3 separate regions of the Homo sapiens genome follow, and all the other regions are linked to region 2. A link is a contact called in ENCODE Hi-C or POLR2A ChIA-PET data. All regions are on one chromosome and are shown on one strand. Each heading gives the region's core, a stretch centred on a gene start or an enhancer-like site at or near the end of the contact. The rest is flanking DNA. Distances are from core to core; before and after follow the strand shown. Region 1 holds the start of SUB1 (SUB1 regulator of transcription). Region 2 overlaps ADAMTS12 (ADAM metallopeptidase with thrombospondin type 1 motif 12). Region 3 overlaps LOC124900954 (a long non-coding RNA gene).

Region 1 (2,712 bases), core at 168-2,667, 1.3 Mb before region 2:
TGTGTTTTTAGTAGAGACGGGGTTTCACCATATTTGTCAGGCTGGTCTCGAACTCCTGACCTCAGGCGATCCACCCGCCTCGGCCTCCCAAAGTGCTCGGATTACAGGGGTGAGCCACCGCGCCTGATGTCAGTGTTTATTTTCATGGCTTCTTTTATTTCATTATGATGGAGAGTTTCACAACAAACTAAGGGATTAGTTTGTATTTTTGTCAGCATTTAATCCTTTAAAAGTCAGGTAATTCTAGAAAGGGACGTGTGGGGGATGCTTTCACGTTTAGTGTTCAGACTTTGATTCCATCCGCTGTGTTCTTTGCGTCTCAACCCCATTACACATTCCGCTCCCAGCTTTAATGTTTGCAGGGAATATATAACTCTCTTCTCCTATAAGGGTGGGATGGGTGGGAACCACAGGTCTAACTGCTCCATATGTAGATCCAAACACTCCTCCCTTTCTGCAACCCACTGCCCTTCCTTAGCCTCTGTGGCATCTCCGATGTGCAATTCTGAGCTTCGACAGGATTCCATCCTCTACTTTGTAAAATCCCATACCATTCCTCTACCTGAGGCAGGAAAATAGGGTCTGGAGGGAGAGAACATAAGGACAATTCACGCTTCAGCTGTAACAGGAAATATCCTCTCCATAGGGCGTTAACTTTGGTTTCCTCGTCTATAAAATGGAGAGAACAGTCATTTCTGCTTTGGAACATGCTTGTTAGGATGAGTAATGTAAATTGCCTCCTGCAGCGTCTGACACGTAGTGGGTGCTTGATAAATCTTTGTTAATAGATATGCCTTTATATTGATTCTTAGCTGTAGGAAGTATTCATTCAAATACATATTCAAATAATCTTTTAGCTATATTCCTGCTTGTATATGGATTCCTCTTGCCTTCTGTGAACTCCCTTACATCTCCAGGACTTCAATACAGGAATAAGGAGTACTCCAAAGATTTCTTGCACTTTCTGGAATTAAACGCTGTGACTTTAGCTTCCTTCCTTTGGATTTTAGGAGGCAGAGGCATGTATTGAGGTGGGTGAAGTGGGGTAGGAAGACCATTTCTGGGAAAATGGGCCAGAGTATTGATCTTTTTCATTATGACCCCTTCGCTTCATTAGAGTAAACATTTATTGAACAAACGCAAAGCTTGGCGCTTGTCACTCATGTTTTATTGGCGTTTTCCTTTTTTTTAATTTTTTTTTAAGCTATCTCCTACAGGAAGGATATTAGCTCTTTCATTCTCTCAAGGGTCAGATGTAATCTTCCAACATCTGACTTTCGCGTCACCCATTTAGGAAGAGACGCGGTCCCTTTAAGGCCCTGGAAAGGGTCTAAGTGTTGGTTTCTGTGGGGAGGCCACGCCCCATCACGTGACCGCAGCCCCAGCGCGGCGGGGCCGGCGTCTCCTGGCTGCCGTCACTTCCGGTTCTCTGTCAGTCGCGAGCGAACGACCAAGAGGGTGTTCGACTGCTAGAGCCGAGCGAAGCGTGAGTGCGCGGGACCCCCTACCCCTACTCCTCGGGGCCCCCACCCTCCCAGCCGGGCCGTGAGCTGCCTTCGGCCCTCCACTCCTCTCGCCGGCAATGGCCGCGGGAAATGGCGGCTCTGCCTTACCTCCCCCTTCCCCTCGGCGTCCCCGGCCCCCTTCTCCGTTTCTGACTCCACGCCTGACGCGCTGTGGGCCCTTCCGCGGTAGACTCCTGTCCCCGGGGAGCCGAGTCGAGGCGGCGGGCGCTGCGGCCCGGGGCGGTAGATTGAGGGCGGCCGGGGAGTGAGGAGTCGCGGGGAGAGAGTCGCGGCGTCCCCGGGACAATGCGGCGGCGGCCTGCCTAGGTGGGGCGCGTGCGGTTACCTACTCTTCCCCCGCCCCTCGCCCTGAGCGGGGCGCTCTGGAGACTGGGAGAGCGGATGCGGGCGGGAGGGGGCCGGGGGAAGAACGGCTGATGTGCAGGGGGAGGGAACGCTTCGAGAGAAGAAAATGGCGCTTGGTGCAAATCCCGCCCCTTCCCACGCCGTCTTCTCCGCACTTCGCCGCCTCCCACGCCCCCTCCGACCAACCTGTCTCCCCTCGCCCGAGCGGCTGCTAGCCACGGGGTTCTAGCGGCTTGCTGGGGCCGCGCGACCCCTTCCCTGGTCTTGTGCTTGTCACCTTCCTGTTATACCGAAGTCGTGTGCCCTTCAGTCCTGGTTCATTTTCACCTCGTTTTTTTCTGATCTTTCCCTCAATCAGCAAAGGCTGAAGATTTCGTTTCTCTTTTTAAAGTTGCGTTTTGTATAAATTCTACAATAGTGGTTTCAGTATCAGTTACTTGAATTACAAGCTGCTTCTCCCCCCACCCCCACATTGGAACAGGCTCATTAAGGTAAATATATATTTGTTAAAAGTTTAGAGGCTGGTTTTAGTTACCGTTACCTTTCTTCTCCAGTGGACTTCTTTGGGTTGAGTACCAGGTGGTTCTTTGAAAAATTCTTAGGCCCCCAGGCAGTTTTTGATAACAGACGGTAGTTATGATCGACAGTTTCAAAGTGAAAAATTATGTTCAATTTAATTACCTTTTTAAAAAATATCTTTTTGTCGTATTAATTAGCATAAAAAACTTAACTAAATTGATTTTAGAGATGAGGTTGCAAAATGGAGCAGAAACAGGAAAAACGGATAAAACGTGGTCATGAACATTGCTTTTCCCTTCTGAATTTACCCTTGAAGACATTA
Region 2 (2,903 bases), core at 37-2,536:
ATATATATATATCGTGGTGTTTTCATCTAAGCTGTTGAGAAGAGACATCTATATATATGTATTGCATAGCAATATATATATATGTATTGCATAGCAATATATATATATGTATTGCATAGCAATATATATATATGTATTGCATAGCAATATATATATATGTATTGCATAGCAATATATATATGTATTGCATAGCAATATATATATGTATTGCATAGCAATATATATATATGTATTGCATAGCAATATATATATGTATTGCATAGCAATATATATATGTATTGCATAGCAATATATATATATGTATTGCATAGCAATATATATATATGTATTGCATAGCAATATATATATATGTATTGCATAGCAATATATATATGTATTGCATAGCAATATATATATATGTATTGCATAGCTATATATATATGTATTGAATAGCAATATATATATGTATTGAATAGCAATATATATATGTATTGCACAGCAATATATATATATGTATTGCACAGCAATATATATATGTATTGAATAGCAATATATATATGTATTGCACAGCAATATATATATATGTATTGCACAGCAATATATATATATGTATTGCATAGCAATATATATATATGTATTGCATAGCAATATATACATATATGTACTGCATAGCAATACACATGTGTATTGCATAGCAATACACATATGTATTGCATAGCAATATATATGTATTGCATAGCAATATATATGTATTGCATAGCAATATATAGTATCTATATATGTATTGCACAGCAATATATGGTATCTATATATGTATTGCATAGCAATATATAGTATCTATATATGTATTGCATAGCAATATATAGTATCTATATATGTATTGCATAGCAATATATAGTATCTATATATGTATTGCATAGCAATATATACATTGTATCAATATATATGTATTGCATAGCAATATACATTGTATCAATATATATATGTATTGCATAGCATATTATATATGTATTACCTACATATAGATAGCATGTGTATATAATATATACACACACTATACTAGTAGCAGAGGCAGGTGGGAGATGTATTTTATAGTGTAAATCCTTTTTATCTTTTAAGTTTTGTAGCATGTGAACTTATTACCTGCTAAACGTATTATAAAACGAAGGGGGAAAAGCCTAGATTCCTCTCACGGAGATTTTCACTCTCAATAGATGATCTGTTCTTACCATATCGTCTGTACGGAGCAGATCTCACCACCAGACTGTGACCCACCCTTACCACGAGCGTCTAATGGTCCGTCACCTGCACATCGGTTAAGCAGGTGAAAGGGGACTTCCTGACCCAGGATGTGGCATGGTCTCACATGCCTCTGGGTTTCAGACACAATGACTCAGCAGAAAGTTTCACTAAAAGAGAGGATTAATCAGACCTCAGGGGAAGCTGGCCACGGCGACCTCTGGGAGGCCTTCTTGTTCCCTTTCACAAGAGAGTTCTTGGTGTGGCACTATGCTAAGTGCTACACACCCATCCTCCCAACCAAAACAGGTGCTGTCAGCCCCTTTTACAATCTCAGAGCTAACATGCCCAAAGTTACAGAGCTAATGACTGAAATCTGCCTACCTGGAAAGCCCAACAGGCTCTCGACACCATAGGCCTCTCTCATTGCAGCAGCCTTTTCCTCACAGGAACAGTCTGATACCAGCATCATGCTGCCACCATCCATGTCCACAGCACAGAAAATGTTACAGTGTAAATATCTACTCTGGATGACCTGGGCTAGGATATTATTTCTCACCTTCATATTTTTTGACTGTTTAGTTTTTCAGATTCAAAGGTCAAAGAGAGAGTTTTTTCCCATCCTGCTGGTCCCTGGGCTGCAAGGATCCAGTTCACCCAAAGTAATAGATCTAAAGAGGCGAAGTCTTGTCTAAGGTCACCCACCAATAAAACAAACAACTATATACCTAATTTTGCACGTATCACCCCATGAGGTGATATGCTTTGGTCAGAGTTCCTGAGTTCTATAAGATCTTAGGAATTAGCCTTCATTTCCCAGAAAAAGAAGCTGGAATCTTGAGTGTTAAGAAACTTCTCTTAGAGCTTCTGGCTAGATGGGAGCATTCAGGCATAAACTTCAGGTCTCCCAACTCCAAGTCCAGTGCTTGCGCATGACAGAGTACTCTTCTGAAGTCTTAAGCCTAAATCACAGTGGACTAAGCTAGCAATAAAAATAAAAGGAGGCCAGACACAGTGGCTCATGCCTGTAATCCCAGCACTTTGGGAGGCCGAGGCAGGCAGATCACGAGGTCAGGAGATCGAGATCATTCTGGCTAACGTGGTGAAACCCCATCTCTACTAAAAATACAAAAAATTAACCAGGCATGGTGGTGGGCACCTGTAGTCCCAGCTACTCGGGAGGCTGAGGCAGGAGAATGGCATGGACCCAGGATGCAGAGCTTGCAGTGAGCCGAGATCACGCCACTGCACTCCAGCCTGGGTGACACAGCGAGACTCCATCTCAAAAAAATAAAATAAAATAAAAGGAAAGAGGAGTCTATTTGTCAAATTTGAATCTCTTTATTGAAACAGTTGAATTAACTAATTGAATTAAAAGGATTTACTAGTAAAAGAGAGAATCCTTTCCAGAGGAGGGATGTAAAGCACTCACCGATACATCTCAAATCCTCCTCTGGTCATTGCCAAAGCAACTGTTATCACAACCTTCCAGATAGAAAAGAGTATCTGCTCAGAAGGGATACTGGATTGCTGCCCAGTCCCCCACAATATCCAACCTCCAAGATCAGATGTGCCCTCTGCTGCAATGCAATTTCAAATAAATGAAGAAAAAAGATGCAGAGATGCTTTTATGTCTTTTTCAGTAAGCCTAGCTGATTTCATTCATTTATTCTGCACCATACGTT
Region 3 (2,700 bases), core at 104-2,603, 1.3 Mb before region 2:
CAGCCTGGGCAATAGAGCAAGACTCTGTCTCAAAACAACAACAAAAACAACAACAACCAAAATTCACCATGCATGGTTGGCATGCGCCTGTGGTCCCAGCTACTTGGGAGGCTGAGGTGGGAGGATGGCTTGAGTCCAGGAGGCTGAGGCTGCAGTGAGCCGAGATCGCACCACTGGACTGCAGCCTAGGTGGCAGAGCGAGACCCTATCTCAAAAATAAAAAAGATGATGATTGCTGTCAAGTCCCTAGATTTTTTTCCTGTGACTTGCTTATCCCTGGTTTGAGCCAAGACACTCTATTACCCTTGTTCCCCTTACTTCCCAGACCCTATTTTTGTCTGTGGATTATACATGAGAGCCCATGTGAGGATTCCCACAAATAATTGAGATGGGGTGTGAAGGAGAATTTGAAAGTGAGAGCCCAGTTTTTTTCTTTTTTTCTTTTTTTTTGAGATGGAGTCTCGCTCTGTTGCCCAGGCTGGAGTGCAGTGGAGCGATGTCGCCTCACTGCAACCTCCGCCTCCTGGGTTCAAGCGATTCTTCCGCCTCAGCCTCCTGAGTAGCTGGGACTACAGGCACACACCACCGCGCCTGGCTAATTTTTGTATTTTTAGTAGAGACGGGGTTTCACCATATTGGCCAGGCTGGTCTCGAACTCCTGACCTCGTGATCTGCCCGCCTCAGGCTCCCAAAGTCCTGGGATTACAGGCATGAGCCACCACGCCCAGCAAGAGCCCAGTTTTTACAAACAACAGATGAGTGCTAGGGGGCAGGACAACGCAAGTATGAAATGAGACCAGCTAATGAGACCAGCTGCACGCTGGTTATACAAGTATCAGAGCTGCTTTGTCCCTTGGTCCCATGAGATACTACTCTATAAAACATGCCCAAAAGCCAGCCTCACATGTCTTTTTCTAGTTTATTTATTTATTTTTGAGACAAGGTGTCGCTCTGTTGTCCAGCCATTGTATTCCGACTCACGGCAGCCTCGACCTCCTGGGCTCAAGTGATGTAGTTGGGACTACAGGCACACACTACCACACCTGGCTAATTTTTGTATTTTTAGTAGAGACGAGTCTCACTATGTTGCCAAGGCTGGTCTTGAACTGCTGAACCCAAGTGACCCTCCCACCTCTGCATCCCAAAGTGTCTAGTTTCAGAACTTACTTTATTCAGAGGTGTAGCTATCTTTGGGACCAAAACTGTGAGCACTGAACCAGCGACTGGCTTGAGAAGAAAGCATTTCCAAGGCAAATAATAATCCAAGCTGAAAACAGTCCTCTTAGTGCACCAGAAGGGACCTTTTGGCAAGTGGCATCTTGCCAGAAAATTAACTCAAAACAAATCCCTAACAGCTCAGAGATGGTGGAGGGGAATTTCAGAAACAGTCAGCAGGGCAGGGCCATGCAACTGCTTACAGGAATTGCCTCACTCACACTTTGATGTTGATTCTCTGCAGAGCTTCCGCTGCTTCAAAACGGCGTGCAGGAGTCAGAGACATTACATCAGGAAGATACTGCAGAGATATTCTACTCCATCTCATTCATTGTACAGGTGAGGAATCCAAGGGTCAGAGATTTTAAGGAATTTGTCCAAAATCACAGAGTGGAGAACTGTGAGTAGAACTCAGATCGCTTGTTGCCTAATTCAGGTGTTTTCAACCCCTTATAAATAAGCCAGGGAGGTGTGGCACCCACATGATTTGCTTTCTGGCTGATGTATCTCTATTCCTAACGCAGAGCTCAGGCATCAATCGGTAAACATGAGGAAGAGATAGATGCGGCTCTATCTATCTAGTGTATGGGAGCAGCATGTGACATTGTGATGAGATGTGTCAGCACAGGCACAATTTAAAGCAGTGCCATGGCAACCGGCATTCACTCTGGCTCCAGATAGCACCGTGAACTACAGGGTGTAGTTGAAAATGGCTTCTCACCTAGGGAGTGGAATGTTCCAGCCTCTGTTTCCTGCAGTGAGTGACTCTAAAATCTACCAAGCAATGTAGCAACGAGACTGGTTCAGATTATTTACCAAGGGTTGGGGGTTTTCAGCGTAACTCACAGGAGAAATAAACTTGGCAGCCTTGGGAATCCCCAAGAATTACTGTGACTATCTGCAGAGCAGTAGGGTTTTGCTTTCTCTTAGAGCAATGCATTCTTTCAGTGTCTTCCCGGAGAACTAATACTTCAAAGAGGTGCCCTGGGCACGAGGGGAAGGTAATGGAGAAGGGCACCACCATTTGTTTCTTATATATTGCAGAATCTGCTGCTACCCTCCCCACAAATTCTTTTTTTTTTTTTTTTTGAGACAGGGTCTCATTCTGTCACCCAGGCTGGAGTACAGTGGCACGATCATGACTCACTGCAGCCTCGACATCCTGGGTTCAAGTGATGCTCCCATCTCAGCCTCTCGAGTAGCTGGGACTACAGGTGTGTGCCACCACACCCAGCTAGTTTTTGTATTTTTAGTAGGGATATTGCCCAGGCTGTTGGCCAGGCTGGTCTTGAACTCCTGGGCTCAAGCAATCCACTCGCCTCAGCCTCCCAAAGTGCTGGGATTACAGCCTTGAACCACCACACTCGGCCCCCACAAATTCTTAAACCATGGCCGTAGACCAGAGGAGATCTGGAATGAGTTAAGTTTCATCAGTAGGGTTGAGTATTAGGGTCATTTGTCCTGAGATGCTAAAGCCTCCTTGAT

Evidence for each region. A loop is a pair of places that touch in the nucleus more often than their neighbours do. ChIA-PET counts read pairs that join two places held with the same protein, here RNA polymerase II (POLR2A). Pooled maps may share reads with other maps.
Region 1: a map with no recorded cell type shows a loop between it and region 2 (11-fold over the local background). The contact joins the promoter of SUB1 here to the enhancer-like site in region 2. A Hi-C loop is called at or near these places in 12 of 37 single-sample maps with no recorded cell type and 4 of 50 pooled maps.
Region 3: a loop to region 2 is called in a map with no recorded cell type, with 7 times the contacts of the local background. The contact joins two enhancer-like sites. A Hi-C loop is called at or near these places in 11 of 37 single-sample maps with no recorded cell type and 4 of 50 pooled maps. POLR2A ChIA-PET finds 5 or more read pairs at or near these places in 1 of 52 experiments (activated T-cell).

The regions. Positions count from the first base shown.
Region 1 is chr5:32,584,140-32,586,851 of GRCh38, forward strand. It overlaps SUB1 (SUB1 regulator of transcription), which reads left to right and starts at 1,418. Exons shown (of 5, transcript NM_006713.4): 1 at 1,418-1,486. RefSeq lists silencers at 1,592-1,691, 1,732-2,001.
Region 2 is chr5:33,848,910-33,851,812 of GRCh38, forward strand. The region is part of intron 2 of ADAMTS12 (ADAM metallopeptidase with thrombospondin type 1 motif 12); the gene reads right to left. Among named protein-coding and RNA genes, the nearest start is that of ADAMTS12, 42 kb to the right of the region's middle. RefSeq lists an enhancer at 993-1,494. Within about 2 kb of position 1,287, at least 4 of the 41 ENCODE cell types and tissues checked have a DNase peak (open chromatin) inside an H3K27ac peak, as active enhancers do.
Region 3 is chr5:32,530,363-32,533,062 of GRCh38, forward strand. LOC124900954 (a long non-coding RNA gene) reads left to right here. Exons shown (of 5, transcript XR_007058719.1): 4 at 1,460-1,554. Among named protein-coding and RNA genes, the nearest start is that of SUB1, 54 kb to the right of the region's middle. RefSeq lists enhancers at 1,295-1,404, 1,545-1,644. Within about 2 kb of position 1,354, at least 14 of the 41 ENCODE cell types and tissues checked have a DNase peak (open chromatin) inside an H3K27ac peak, as active enhancers do.